2 separate regions of the Homo sapiens genome follow, and region 1 is linked to region 2. Evidence: chromatin loops called from intact Hi-C (ENCODE). Cell type or tissue: GM12878. All regions are shown on one strand. Each heading gives the region's core, and the rest is flanking DNA. Links, peaks and the distances in the headings are about the cores only. Region 1 overlaps CADPS2 (calcium dependent secretion activator 2). Region 2 overlaps CADPS2 (calcium dependent secretion activator 2).

What was found. Hi-C counts contacts between places; a loop is a spot of excess contacts. Peaks named below come from ENCODE experiments on the same cell type or tissue, not always from the same donor. Only the 100,000 strongest peaks of a DNase experiment are listed, where the experiment ranks them.
Region 1: it touches region 2 in a loop (2.2-fold over the local background); 2 of 110 quality-filtered maps call a loop at or near these places.

Annotation. Positions count from the first base shown.
Region 1 is chr7:122,625,564-122,633,922 of GRCh38, reverse strand. CADPS2 (calcium dependent secretion activator 2) reads left to right here. Exons shown (of 30, transcript NM_017954.11): 4 at 4,595-4,675. Among named protein-coding and RNA genes, the nearest start is that of RNF133, 69 kb to the left of the region's middle. In GM12878, for the core only: no CTCF peak of the experiment used is centred there; a DNase peak (open chromatin) is centred at 4,288.
Region 2 is chr7:122,705,478-122,713,836 of GRCh38, reverse strand. All of the region lies in intron 2 of CADPS2 (calcium dependent secretion activator 2), which reads left to right. All of the region lies in intron 2 of LOC124901738 (a long non-coding RNA gene), which reads right to left. Among named protein-coding and RNA genes, the nearest start is that of RNF148, 6.7 kb to the right of the region's middle. In GM12878, for the core only: no CTCF peak of the experiment used is centred there; a DNase peak (open chromatin) is centred at 3,443.

The sequences.
Region 1 (8,359 bases), core at 113-8,112, 80 kb after region 2:
GCCTTCAATAAAGTCCAATTTTCCTTTATGATAAAAACCTTCAACAGGCTAGGTATTGAAGAAACATATAAAAATAAGAGCCATCTATGACAAACTCACAGCCAATATCATACTGGATGGAGAAGAGCTGGAACTATTCCCCTTGAGAACTGGAACATGACAAGAATGTCCACTCGCACCACTCCTGTTCAACGTAGTACTAGAAGCCCAGCCAGAGAAATCAGGCAATAGAAATAAATAAAATGCATCCATGTAGGAAAAGAGGAAGTCAAATTAGCTTTCTTTGTTAATGATATTCTATATGTAGAAAACCCCTAAAGACTCTGCCAAAAAGCTTCTCGAACTGATAAATGACTTCAGTAAAGTTTCACAGCACAAAATCAAAGTACAAAAATCAATAGAACTTCTATACATCAGTAAAATTCTAGCTGAGAGCCAAATCAAGAACACAATCCCATTTACAATAGATACACACACCAAACAAAAAACCCAGGAATACATCTAACCAATGAGGTGAAAGATCTCTACAGGCAGAACTACACAACACTGCTTAGAAAATGACAAAGATGACATAAATAAATGGAAAAATATTCCATATTCATGGAATGGAAAAATCAGTATCATTAAACGGATCATACTGCCCAAAGCAATTTACAGAATCAGTGCTATCCCTATCAAAATAGCAACATGATTTTTCACAGAATTAGAAAAATCTATTCTAAAATTCACATGGAACCTAAAAGCCCAAATAGGCAAAACTATCCTAAGCAAAAAGAACAAAGCCAGAAACATCACACTACCCAAATTCAAAGTATACTATAAGGCTAAAGTAACCAAAACAGCATCGTACTAGTACAAACACAGACACATAGACAAATGGAGCAGCATAGAGAACTCAGAAGTAAACCTGCACACCTACAACTATCTGATCTTTGATAAAATCAACAAAAATAAACAATGGGGAAAGCACTCCCTCTTCAATAAATGGTGCTGGAATAACTGGCTAGCCATATGCAGAAGAATGAAACTAGACCCCTACCTTTCATCATATACGAAAATTAACTCAGGGTGGATTAACGACTTAAATGTAAGACTTCAAAGTTTAAAAATTCTAAAAGAAATACTAGGAAATACCCTTCTCGACCTTAGCTTTGGCAAATAACTTATGGCTAAGTCCACAAAAGCAATTACAGTGAAAACAAAAATTGACAAGTGGGACCTAATTAATCTAAAGAGATTCTGCACAGCGAAAGAAATTACCAACAGAGTCAACCAACAGCCTACAGAATGGGAGAAAATATTTGCAAACTATGCATCTGACAAAGATCTAATATACAGATATCTACAAGGAACTTAAATCAAGCAAAATCAATCCAACTCAAAAATGGGCAAAGGACATGATCAGACACTTCTCAAAAGATGTACAAGTGGCCAAAAAACATGAGCAAATGCTCAACATCACTAATCATCAGAGAAATGCAAATCAAAGCCACAATGAGATAGATACCATCTCACAGCAGTCAGAATGGCTATTATCAAAAAGTCAAAAAAACAACAGATGTTGGTGAGGCTGCAGAGAAAAGCAAATGTTTGTATTCTGTGGGTGGTAATCCAAATTACTTTAGCCACTATAGAAAGTAGTTTAAAGATTTCTCAAAGAAGTTAAAACAGAACTACTGTTACACCTAGAAATCCTACTACTGGGTATGTACCCAAAGAAAAATAATTCATTTGATCAAAAGGACACTTGCACCCATATGGTCATTGACACACTAATGACAATAGCAAAGACCTGGTATTAACATAGGTGCCCATTAATGGTGGGTTGGATAAAGAAAATATTTTATATATACATACACACATATATACCATGGATTATTACACAACCCTAAAAAAGAATGAAATCATATTCTTTGCAGCAATGTCGATGCAGCTGGAAGCCATTATCCTAAGCAAATTAGCACCTTAACATAAAACCAAATATCACACATTCTCACTTATAAATGAAAGCTAAACATTGAATATACATAGATATAAAGATGGGAATAGTACACTGGGGAATGATTGACCAAGGGAAATGTGGGCTGAAAAACTACCTATTGGATACTATGCTCACCACCTGGGTGATGGGACCATCCATATCCCCAACCTCAACCTCAACAACATGTAATATACCCATGAAACCATCCTACACTGTACCCCCTCCAAATCTGAAATTAAAAAAAAAAGAAAAGACAATGTAGTGTCCCAGTGCTCTACATTGTTTTTGGTTTTGTTTTGTTTTGTTGCTTACTTTTTTTTCAGACAAATGTGATCAAGTCATTAATTATTTTTTAAAAAAACAGACCAGGTGCGGTGGCTTATGCCTGTAATTCCAGCACTTAGGAAGGCAGAGGCGGGAAGATCACTTGAGCCCAGGAGTTCAAGACAAGCCTGGGCAACATAGCGAGAACTCCATCTCCACAAAAAGAAAAAATATGTAGTTGTAAATTGTCTCTTACAAACAAAACTACCAAAATTTAGAAATAACTCAAACAATTTCACTTACACTTAAGTAAGAGCTGTTAATCTGGAGATATAGATACAAAAATATGTTAGTGTTTCTAGTGAAGTTTGAAAAACTGTGGCCTTTTAAGATATTAAATGCTATTTTTTGTTGAAGCTGTGAGAAAAATATAATTTCTTTATATGCAAGTAACTTTTTATGTCTTTTGAAGAAATATGTATCAGCATTTAAGCAAAGATCATAATATATTTCATATTACATTTAGTGCATTTGAAGTATTGTTACAGTTTCAGTGTTCTTATGGTTTAGTTTTTAGGAGCTTGGAATGAGAGATTTCAGTTAACCTGGAACCCGTACTTACTGCATATTATTTTTCTTCATAATTACGTTAGTTTTTAATTTTAATCATTTTGATTTTAGACACAGTGAAGAGAAACTTGTTTCTGTTTGATTTTGAATCATATTAATCAATTAAAATTGTTTGTTAGTTTTATGAGATGACATAGAAACTCCTATATAACAAGGATTTACTTTAAGAAAATCTTGCCTGTTTTTTTAACTTATTTTAAAATGAATTTGGTTTTTTAAAAATCAACTTGGAAACATATTTTAGACAGGTAATCTCAGGCCTTTTGTATAGTTTTTCTCCCAAGAGAAAATTAACATGAATATCCTCAATTTAACATTTTGTGTATATCTTTAAAGAAAACAAAATAAGACTTCCGTCTTTCTGACCTATTGTTTGTACTAGAGACAGAGTGATCTTTCCTTTCCAAAGCTTACATCTGATCATATCACTCCTACACTTTAAACCTCTCAAGGAAGTCCCATTGTTGTAGGAACTAACTCCAAATTCCCTAATGTGGCTTGTGAAGAGTAACTTATGAAGTTGCCCTGCTTCTCTCTCCAGTCCTGTCCCTCACCCTGCCTCTTCTGGTATCCCATTCCAAAAGAACCACTGTGTGTGTCTAGTTTTACCTCCTCACCTCCAGACTTTTGGTGTTCTTTTATAGGAACATCTTCCTCTTTTTTTTTTTTTGACTCTTCATATAAATTGCCTTACCACCACTATCCTGTTAATCTGGTTTGCTTCTACTCATCTTTTTGAGGACTCTCTTTGAGGATGTTTTTAAAAATGTAACCTGGTCAATTTGTAGTTCTTTGGGAAAGTGACAAGTAAACTGTTTTCTCATTGGTGTTTAATGTTATACTCAATCGAATCTTTAGATGGTCCTTTACTAAAGTGTATTGTGCAGTCCAGGCTTCTTCGTGATGAGAGTGCAAAAGGAGAAAAAACTAAAGTCAAGAGAAAATTAACACTTAACATCCTCACTTTAACATTTTTATAAAGGGACTAATATTGAGTGAATGGGTGAAAAGGTATCATGAGTAAAGTTAAAATAAGTTATAGAAAAAGTTAAGGATTAGTTCATGAAGTGAAAATAATTTTCCATGTAAATGGGAGATTTCTAAAAAAAATGATGAGAGCACACTTTTCTTGTTTTCAGTCAAATTTAGAACAGGAGAATGGATTTCTAATATGGTGCCAATCCTTAAAAGAATGGAAGGATTTCTTGGCAGTATTAGTCTACTGGTATTAGAATGAGGAGTATATGAAGACTTAAGTGGTAGAAAGTTGTATCAGTCAATCAAAGAGTACTTTTATAGTTTAGCACTAATACAAACTTATTATTAAAGCAAAGGGAGTTTTTTTAAAGTACAAAGAAAGAAGTGAAACATTAGCATCTCACCCTCCAGAAATACATGGTGAGAACTTGAAAGAACAAAACAAGAGCTTCATCTTTCTGGAACTATTTAGGACTGACTTAATGATCAAGAAATCTAATTTCTTGATTTGGTGGTTTTGTGAGTAAAACCACAATGAGAAAGTACCCAAGAAATTTATCTGGTCTGCCAATCTAATTGAACAACCTCCTGTATTCTCTTTGTAATAGATATCTGATACAATCTATTAAACATTTTTCAGTCATTTAATCTTTGCCTTAGTCTGTGGGACTGCCTCAGTCTGTGGGTCACTGTATATAGATTAAGTAATTACATATGTGTAACTTCTGTTTTATTTTTAAGCTGGATAACGCAGATGAACAAGCAGCCCAGATCAGAAGGGAACTTGATGGCCGGCTGCAATTGGCAGATAAAATGGCAAAGGTAAATTATTAACTTGGACATACTGTATGACATTCCTTTCTTTACCTAGATTTCTGTGAGCTGAAAAAGTGTTTTGTATAGGTTAAAAAAAAAAGAGCCAGCATAATTTTAACATTTTCTCCTCTACACATAGACCTCTTAATCCCAAATATCTGAAAGCATGTTATCTAAATGAAGCATATTATTCATTTTACGTACTCATCCTTAATATGTGAACTGTTTAATTTTAATGATAACTTTTATAGACTTCTCTTAAAGCAATGCATGAGTTTCTCAAACTGCCAGATCTAGAAGAGTTTTAATGTTTTACTAAGCAAAATATAACCAGGGAGAAAAAACTCCTCCCCGCAAAATCATATAATACATTCCTAAGTATACAGTAAAGTTATTGGCACATAGTGGTTCTGACTAACATTTAATTGAATGACTAAATGCATGAAAAAATATTATTTTAAGTATCTAGTATGCAATCTGGCAGATGAAGTGTGCTTGATACAAGAAATTCATCATATTGTACTTATTTTATTTGTGTGATCACTGTGTATCGTGAATAGAGATAAATTTCAGACAAAAGGCATGAGTTTTTTCTAGTACTTAAGGTTTTTAGAGAGAATGGAACCCAATTGTCTAAATCATTCTTTAGTGAATTTATTAACTTACTTCAATGATATGAAAATTTTAGTTCTTTTCAATGGACTTGCAGTTATAGTGCTGTTGATTGCTCTGAACATAAGATTCTCTCCCTTTCCTTTCTGCTTAGCAAAAACTTCCAATATTTGATGGATAGTCTCCCTCTCTATTTCTCTCTCTCGTAACATGTATACAATAAACTGCACACATCTTCATTTTACAGTTTAATGAATGTTTACGCATACATCCTGTGTAGCCACCTCCCAGATCAAGATAATGAACTCTTCCAGCATTCAAGAAGTTATATCCCATACTAATTTTAACAATTATTTTTTTACTTCTGCAAAGAAAATGTGTATTTGTAAATATTAATACATAATGTTTTTAAAATGCTAACACTGTTTAAGTGTTTATTAAAAAGTAGAGGGAAAGTTGAGAAATTAGAAATAAATAATAAAATAGAGAAAAATGTAGATAATTGGGTAACAAGAATGACAGTAAGTTGTAAGAACCAAGCAGGAATTAGATCATGAGGAAGAATCTCTAGATGAATGAAGATACAGTGTGCTATAAATTAGGGGCCAAAGAGTTACATTTGCACAGAGGGCAGTGATTGAAAGGATAGCATGCCTTATTTTTGTCCTCTGGGTTTCTAGAAAGGTGGTATTTCATTCTAGAGATTTGAATGTGGATTTTGTAGAGTAGAAAGCAAGCAACTTGAGGCTATTGAAACCTTTAGAAAGAAAAATATTTTAATGCCAAGTCCTATCCTGTATTGAGCCTGGCTGGAAAAGAAATTGCTTTTCTGAGACCTAAAGCTAATAAAGAACCTGGAGAGATGTGCCTGACAGCAGCAGGAGGGACAGTGGATCTGTGTTCAGCATTTGAAAATTACCTACTTGTATATAGATTGTACCTGAGACTGGGCACATTGTCATATGTAATGCTTTAGAATAAAGTTTAAGTGATTTTCTAGAGAGTTATGGGACTGGAAGAAGAGACTCAGACGTATTCTCAGGTTCATGACTGAGAAGAAGGTGTGTTCATAAACTCCTGGGCTGAGTCAGAAGAAAGGGTTAGTGATGAACACACAAAGGCTTCTCCTTGAGAGAACCCTAATGGTTTCATCAGAGATGTTGATAGAGTGGAAAAAACATGGAGAAAGAAGTAAAGCTGATGGGGTTGGAAAGCAAAATATACCTCTAAAAATAGGATACCTTTTGATGAAAATATTGACATAGATTGAGCAGGTTTAATTGCTTTCCACTTCAAGTTCACCAAAGTGAAGCCGTCTTAATGAAATATTTTTAAGCCTAATAACAATTGACTGACCTTGCTGAATTATTTTCTGACAATAATCCTACAAACCTTGTAAGGGCAGATGATATCATGAAGTCAATTTTATAGAAGAGGAAATTGAGGCTTAGACAAGATTATTTATTTCACCATGATTACATAACAAATAAGTGGCTGAGGCAGGCCTCAAATCCTGGCCTTGCTTCCAGAGCCTGGGCTCGCTCTCTTAACATCCTGCTGCCTCTGCAATCTGATCATTCCAGAAGAGTGGTTAATAAACAGCTATTAGTTGGCATTCAGGAACACCCCCTCCCACACTTCACAGAACAACACAATATAATAACAGTGAAACTACAGGGCAAAATCTCTGTTTCAAGAGACATGTTGACTTTAGTACTTCAGCCAAGAGGTAATTAGGAAGTAGTGAACAAAATGTGTACAGGGCCAGAAAGACCTGTGACCAAATTCATGATAGCTATTTTCTAAACATAATAGTAGGCACGTTACTTAACACTTTCGAGCCTCATTTTTTCTATCCACAAATTAATTGACCAAATATTTATTGAACACCAACTATACAGCCAGGTGCAGTCTTAGCTACTTGGGATACATTGGGATAAAATGAGACAAAAATATTTCTGCCAGGCCCTGGTGGAGCTTACATTTTATTTGCGATAGCCCCACAATAAGGAGTAAACATGCCGTGTAATTGAATTATGGAAGGTGATCATTGTTACTTAGAAAATAGATCAGAAAAAGTGGGATGAGGAGTGTAGGAGAGAGGTGGTGGGTGGTTACAGTTTTCAGTCAAGTGGTCAGGGCAGGCCAGTTCTTGATAGTACAATCCTTCCAGATATTCAGGCCAAAAAACTTGGAATCATCTTTGACTCCTTTTTCTCATACCTCATGCAAAACTTATCAGGAAATCCTTTATCTTTACCTTCACAGTATTTCCAGAATGTGACAGTTGTTACCATCCTTCCCTTTCCACTGTGGTCCATTCATCTTTGTCTCTTGTCTGGATCATTGTTCTGTCCTTTTAGCCAGTCTCCTGGATTCTACCCCTGTCCTCATTAACACAACAGCCAGTGATGTTCTGCACTAAATCTGTGATGATTCCCTATGTTGCTGAGAAAAAAAGAAAAGTTCCTAAAATGGCCTGCAAAGTCCTGTGTGATCTGGTCTTTGTTACCCCAGTCCTGTGTGATCTGGTCTTTTTTACCCCTCTGACTTTATCCTCCACTAAACTCTTGCCCTTGCTCAATCCACTTTGGCGATGGTGGCCTCCTTGCCTTTCCTTGCCACAGGGTCTTGGCCCTGACTCTTCACCTGCAGCGAACTTCCACTGACATTTACATGGCTTTCTCCCTGCTGTAGTCAGGTTCTCCAGAGAGACAGAGCCAATAGGAGATTATATCTGTATTTTCATATATCTAGACCAATATCTAGGTAGATATAATAAATATGTATATAATATTAAAAAGTAGATGTTATGCATACATACATGTTATGTGTGTATATATATGTGTGTGTGTGTGGGAGGGCAGGGAGAGAGAGAGAGAGAGATTGATTGCGTTCAAGGAATTGGCTCCCACGGCTGTGGGCACTGGCAAGTCCAGAATCCATAGGACAAGTAGGCAGGCTGGAAATTCAGGTGAGGGTTGATGTTACAGTCTTAAGTCTGAAATCTGTAGGGCGGACTGGCAGGTGAGAAACTCAGACAGGGTTTCTGTGTTTTAGTCTTGAGGCAAAATTGCT
Region 2 (8,359 bases), core at 189-8,188:
TTATAACTATAAAATGTATAATAAGTAAGTTCTATCACTGTTTTCATGCATCTTCTATGAATCATGAAATATTTTATCCCTAATGTGCATTCAAATACTAGCTGCTTAGCTGGAGGTGTTACTAGGTATTTGTGTAAAGAGATCACTTGTCTTCAAGAATATATGTTATATATGGAAAAGTGATACTTATCACTTTTTTTTTTCTTTACCAATATTTTATGTCAAAATAGAAACTTCCTTACAATTGTTAAGATTGAAAAAAATGGTTACAGATCATGGCATCATCTTTAGTAAATTGGGTGAATAAGACAATGATTTAAATATGATGGGTGCTGGCAGTGAACACACATCAGTTTGTGTATGAGCCAAGTAGTGCTCTAAGTGCTTTAAAGACTGTGCATTGTTTCTTTTAATCCTCATGGGAGTCCCAAAAATTTGGTACTAATGTTATCTCTCTTTTACAGGTAAGGGAACTAAGGCACATGAGTTTAGATAGGTTGCCTAAGTTGTAGAGCTAGTGTTAAGTACAGGATTTAAACTCAGGCAGTCTGGCTTAAAAATTAATTAAACTTGCAAAATTCAACAATTGCTATTCCTGGTAAAACTAACGAGACTTAAGACTGTGAAAATTATATAAAACAAAGCTTTGTTTTTAAATATAAAAATTTAAAGCTCCATCAGATCTGAATGAAGGAAACTTTGTGAACAGATATGCTGTATGGGCTGCTTTGTTTTTCATTGTATGAAATATCCTAAGGAAAGTGATAACTTAGGATATCAGAACTATATAATGATTAAACTGTCCTACCTTGGGGACAGGATTTATTTTTGTGTGTGCCGTAACCTGAATGTTTGTGTTCCCCTTGAGATGTTGAAATCTTGACCCCCAAGGTGATGGTATTAGGAGGTGGGGACTTTGGGAGGTGATTAGCTCATGGGAGCAGAGCCCACATGAGTAGAATTAGTGTTCTTATAAAAGAGGCTTGAGAGAGACCCCCTTACTCTTTCCACAATGTAAGAACACAGCGAAAAGGTGCTTTCTATTAACCAGAAAGCAAGCCCTCATGAGACACCAAATCTACTTAATCCTGGACTTCTCGGCCTCCAGAACTGTGCAAAAATAAATTTCTACTGCTTATAAGCTACCCAGTTTATGGTAATTTGTTATAACAGCCCAAACAGACTAAGATACTGTGCTTCTCTGGTCCTTCCTTCATACCTTATTTAGCGTATTATCATATCAGAAAGTCAGTTCCTTGGAAAAAATATAACCATGACCTCATCTTTGAATCCCTGGGTACACAAAAGAGTCATTAGGACAGGAGATTGTTCCTTTTTGATCAGTGCTGTAGCCCTAAAATTGTGTGCACTTACTATTAAGTACTATGCACATAGTAGGGTCTTGATAAATATTCGAATGAGTGAAATAATCAATAATGTAGACATTTTGAATAGATGGTTCTTAGATTGTGCTTCTAGAGGGAATATGAAAAACAACTAAGGCATGGCAGGTCCTTAGTCATGCCAGAGAAGCACCTTTGTTATATCAAATCAAATAAGAAATTGATACAAATCAGTGCACTGGGTCCTGTAGGAAGATGAAGGAGCATAGCGAAGTCCTGCCCTCGAAAATCTTATAATTTGAGAGGTAAAGATGACAACCTTTGTAAGAGGGGGAAAAAGTAACATTGTTTTCAACACTAGAAGAAAAATATCACAAGATATTATAGAAATAATTTCCTAAGAAAGGATGTAGAGTATGAAGAAAATAGTGCTTATTGCTTAAAAGATACAAGAGTGTTTTTTTTTAAATTTAAAAATGTACATGTATGCTGTATGTACTGTTTTAACTGCAAAATATGTTTAAATACAAAAATAAAAAACATGGCTGGACGTGGTGGCTCACACCTGTAATCCCAGCACTTTGAGAGGCTGAGGCAGGTGGATCACAAGGTCAGGAGTTCGAGACCAGCCTGACCAACATGGTGAAACCCCGTCTCTACTAAAAATACAAAAATTAGCCGGGTGTGGTGGCACGTGCCTGTAATCCCAGCTATTCAGGGGGCTGAGGCAGGAGAATCGCTTGAACCCTGGAGGCAGAGGTTGCAGTGAGCCAAGATCACGCTACTGTACTCCATCCTGGGTGACAGAGAGAGACTCTGTCTAAAAAAAGAAAAAAAATGTAAAACATATATTGTGACAGTTCATAGGAAAAAGAACTCACTTTGCACTGAATTAATCAGGGAAGCTTTGTGGGGACTGCAGGATTCAACTGTCACTTGGGGTAGAAATAGAAGGCATTCTGGATTGGAGAAAAAGTTGGTTGCAATTAGAAATTTTTTCTTTTAACTATTACTCCTGATGTAATGTTAGAGTTTTCTCTGAGGTACCATGGTATACATAATTGGTATAGTTTTCTCTTAATAATGACTCTTTGGGGCTCATGACCTGATATATAGTTGTAGATCTATATTTAAATATCTTGAGAGATATAGCTATATATTCATTTACATAAAAATAATTAAAGGAGAATTTTTATCCCTGTAAAGGCTGCTGCTTATATGTTAGAAATGGTTATTACTTTATGGCTGCATATTATTCCATATTTAGTCCATTTTTCAGATACAGAGATGTAGATGAAATTTATTCTCGACTTTTGGAGAGAAAATGTAAGACAGATGGCCTCTGATCCTGTGATATTAAATAAGCCTTTTTCTGGACAACTGTTGTCAATGTAATTCTTAACTGAGGGAAGACTTGTCAAATCATTGCCTGTTCTCTTTCTTTAAAAAAGTGAGTAGTTGTATAAAGCATAGATTATAAAAGCTCCAGATATGTCTTAATATTTTGAAGAGAAAGTACTTGAAAATCAACATTTTGTCAGGGACCTTGAGCAAGTTTTATTGTGCTAGTGTAGAGACAGAAGGGAGAAAACAGGATTTTTAAAAAATGAATCAGATAAGACCACTGCTCACAAGATATTCTAAACCAAGTGAAAGTATAGACAGACATATATGCCTCTAATTATATATAATATAAGGCAAAATTAAATGACTGCCAAATAGGTACAAAAATAATGTGTCATAGGAACAGGTGGTTTTGGCTAGGGAGATCACAAATGGGAGATTGAAATGGGTCTGTAAAGATGATGGGAATTTTATTAGCTGGAAAATGGAAGAAAAAGTTTTTCAGGATTGAGAAGAGGAAGGAAGGCCCATTTATTGAATACCTACCAAGCTAAGCTAGCAGTGTGCTTGGCGATTTACAAACAGAAGTGAAATATGTCATCCAATACTCATCAAGGCCCTAGAGGCAGACTTTACTTTTCCAGACTACAGATGAGAAAGCTGAGGCTCAATGTGGCTCAGCTTAAATGGCTAGCATGTAGCAGAAACTGGATTTCACTACATGACACATCTGTCACACGGCCTGGTGCTTTAATACACTGTTCACTGTTTCTGCTAGTGTGATGTCTCTATGCTCATGTTGTTGTCATCGTTTTTCTCTGCTCCTTCACGGGAGGGATTAAATTATATAACAAATAAGAAAGGGTTTTGTGATCTGTGAATTGGAAAAACGTAAGGAGAAAATCTCCTTAATCACCTCTGCCCTGTTATTTCTGACTGCTGGGAACTCACTCAGAGTTAACCACAGACTCACTCAGAGTTAACCATCATAGGACTTGTATTAGGAAGGCAATGCATATGCAAACTTTCAATGACTGATTGTGGCTTAGGAAGATTTTTTTTTTTTTGGGTTGGCAGAAGGTCATTTTTTTTTTTTTTTTATTATACTTTAAGTTTTAGGGTACGTGTGCACAATGTGCAGGTTAGTTACATATGTGCCATGCTGGTGTGCTGCACCCATTAACTCGTCATTTAGCATTAGGTATATCTCCTAATGCTATCCCTTCCCTCTCCCCCAACCCCACAACAGTCCCCAGAGTGTGATGTTCCCCTTCCTGTGTCCATGTGTTCTCATTGTTCAATTCCCATCTATGAGTGAGAACATGTGGTGTTTGGTTTTTTGTCCTTGCGATAGTTTACTGAGAATGATGATTTCCAATTTCATCCATGTCCCTACAAAGGACGTGAACTCATCATTTTTTATGGCTGCATAGTGTTCCATGGTGTATATATGCCATATTTTCTTACTCCAGTCTATCATTGTTGGACATTTGGGTTGGTTCCAAGTCTTTGCTATTGTGAATAGTGCCGCAATAAACATACGTGTGCATGTGTCTTTATAGCAGCATGATTTATAGTCCTTTGGGTATATACCCAGTAATGGGATGGCTGGGTCAAATGGTATTTCTAGTTCTAGATCCCTGAGGAATCGCTGCACTGGCTTCCACAATGGTTGAACTAGTTTACAGTCCCACCAACAGTGTAAAAGTGTTCCTATTTCTCCACATCCTCTCCAGCACCTGTTGTTTCCTGACTTTTTAATGATTGCCATTCTAACTGGTGTAAGATGGTATCTCATTGTGGTTTTGATTTGCATTTCTCTGATGGCCAGTGATGATGAGCATTTTTTCATGTGTCTTTTGGCTGCATAAATGTCTTCTTTTGAGAAGTGTCTGTTCATATCCTTGTGGCTTAGGAAGATTTAGAGTCTGTTTTAAGCTTTAGGACAATCTTGAAATGATGGAGTCCCAGAAGCAGCCTGCAGAACCTTTTGGTCCTCATCCTTGGATCTTAATAATGAGAAGGGCAGAGTAGCCTATTAAGAGAACAGGACAATTGCTGGTGGTGATTTAAAGGAATCTGCTTGGTATATTTTTCCTCTTTTGAGTATATTGCCTATTCACCACTGCCTCAAACAAAAATCCAGTCTAAATGGTTGAGTTAATATGAAGATACATTTTGTTCCGAGCTCAAAGATAATAATTATACTACGGCCAAATATTGTCTTAATCTTGTGTTTACTTAAGACTATTTACCTCTTCCTTCTGCCTCCTAGTGCAAAGACTACAATGTGAATTTTTCCCCCCGTTACTTCCCAGAGTAGTAATAATGAGTTCCTACTCTGATTACCATTCTATCTTCTAAATCGGTAGACTGAATAAGGAAAAAATTGTTTTCAATTTATTGTTAAAGTTATGTAGACCATGACTTGAATTCTGAATGAAGAAGAGAGTTTAATTTAGTTTATTTATGCCCATTACAATTTAAATGGATTTGATCATATTCCAAATGCTCATTTATCTTTGTATTAAGGTATGGCTAAGGAATCAAGTTTTATGATTGCTAAGAGCAAGGAAGATATATATATATATATATATATATATATATATATATATATATATATATATATCTCGAATACAATATGTTTGGATCTACATATCCAATATATATATATATATATATATATATCCACACACATATATATATACACACACATATTGTGTGTACATATATAGAATCAGTTGAACTCATTATGAATATTCTAACTATCCTATACTCTTACTGAAATGATCACCTTTCTGAAGATAAAACTCAGTAGATACAATTTTGCATAAGGAATATTACTGGATAGAATACAGAGGATAATGACGCTATCAATTTAATTCAACTTTTATTGAGAACCTATGATGTGGTAGATATTGTCCTAGAAGCTGGGTATTAAAAAGATGAGAATAAGATTTAATCCTGTCCTTCAAGGAGATTAATAGAATAGTTAATTTTGTAGAGGGAATTATATCAGGATTTTTTCTAAATGGGTAGATTATAGCAGCACTTGCAACAGGAGGACAAATGGATAACTATATGAGATGACAGATATGGTCATTTGTTCCATTATAGCAACCATTTTACTATATATGTGTACCTTACAGCATCATGTTATACACATTAAATATACACAACAAAATTTACTTAAAATATATATATAGAAATAAGAATTATAGTTGCCACAATCCAGAAATGCCTTTATATAAACTAGTTTTGTTACATGAAACTATGAAGTTTTTTTAACCAGTAATATATTAGCTGTAATTAGAGGAGATGCTTGCAAATAATAACATATATATATATATAAGAAAACATTAAAAATTGTAAAAGTAAAGATTCTGCTTTCAGAAAAATATTATCATTAGTACTCTTTGCTTTTGTGCTGCTCTCAGTGAGGTACTTTAGAGTCAATATTCTGTTTTCCTCAGATCTCGTTATGATTCATTTAATTTCTTGCAAAAAAAACATACATAGTTGTAGTGTTTGAGCCTAAATGCAAAATAAATGTTTTTTGAATTCCTAGAGAGCTCTCATGATATTATAGCTCTGGATACTGACACTTGTGAGGTAGTTTATTGGTTTTCCTTTCATCTTAAAGATGCTATCTGAGCAGTGCAATGTGATTGTATTTATCTGTTTTGCTTTATTGGAGTAGAGATTTCTGGAAGTGTGAGCACTCTTACCCATAGAGATCAAAGAATAGCAGAGGGGTAGAGGTCAGTTAGTTGATTTTTTCTCTCTTAATAATAGTTATAACCTTCTAAAAAATTTAATTGGCGCCTGGAAGTTATAGGATACATGCATATATACATCCAACTTGCATGTAACTCTTTTATTCTGCCTAGATGATGCCCTCCTTAAGGTCAGAGCCATGTTGTGTCCCCATTAACAGAGACTCTGGCTCATGTCAGTGCCTTGTGTACAGTGCATATTACATGTTTGTTGCGGTTAATGGTTAAGTATTATTCCTTTGGGGATACTTCAGGAATTTAGAGCCTGTAACTGCCATTGTGCCTGCCTGCTTACCTTCTGGTTCATGTCTTTCCCCTTAGTAACACAGCATTCAAATCTTCACCCTTCCTCTGGCCATGTGCTCAGCCAGGGAAAGAGCTCTCTACAACAGGATAAATCATGATTAACCTAAGATAATCATGATGATTCCACTCCGGTTTCCAAGGATTTCATTAGGCATGGGTTTGTGAAGCAATTCTAGCCAAAGAGACATTGAGGGAAGTCTGGTAAGTTTCTGGAAAAAAAAAATGTGTGTGTGTGTGTACATACATATATATATATGTGTGTGTGTGTATATATATATGTATGTACACACACACACATACATTTTATATATATATATATTCCTTGCTCTTATATAAGTATATATACATATATATGAGCAAGGAATATGTATATATAAAAGAATATATATATGTATGTTCTACCTATCTCTTGTTAAGAGCATGTAACTATATATATATACACACACACACAACCTATCTCTTAAGTGTGTGTGATATATATATATATACATATTCGCTGTTAACAAGAGTTAGGTAGAATGACTTTTTGAACCAGTTGAACCAACCCTAGTAATATGTTTCAGTTCTCTTTAGCCTGCCTACAAAAGGAATATATAAACATATATATATTCCTTGAATATATAAGCATATATATATATTCCTTGAATATATAAGCATATATATATATTCCTTGAATATATAAGCATATATATATATTCCTTGAATATATAAGCATATATATATATTCCTTGAATATATAAGCATATATATATATTCCTTGAATATATAAGCATATATATATTCCTTGAATATATAAACATATATATATTCCTTGAATATATAAGCATATATGTATTCCTTGAATATATAAGCATATATGTATTCCTTGAATATATAAGCATATATATGTATTCCTTGAATATATAAGCATATATATATTCCTTGAATATATAAGCATATATATATATTCCTTGAATATATAAGCATATATATATATTCCTTGAATATATAAACATATATATATTCCTTGAATATATAAATCCTTGAATATATAATATATATTTATATAATATATAATATATATAAATATTATATAATATATAATATTATATATTATATTATATTATATATATATTATATATTATATTATATAATATATTATATATTATATTATATAATATATTATATATTATATTATATTTATTATATTATATTATATATAATATGTATAATATGTTATATAATATATATTATATATAAATATATATTATTATATATCATATATATTATATTATATATGATATATATTATATAATATATCATATATTATATATTATATATATTATATATTATATAATATATGATATATTATATAATATATGATATATTATATATAATATGTGATATATTATATAATATATTATATATGAGATATATTATATAATATATTATATATCATATATAATATATATAAATGTTATATAATATATAAAATATATTATATAATATATAATATAGATAATATATAATATAAATATATATAATATATAATATAGATAATACACAATATAAATATAGATAATATATAATATAGATAATATATAATATAAA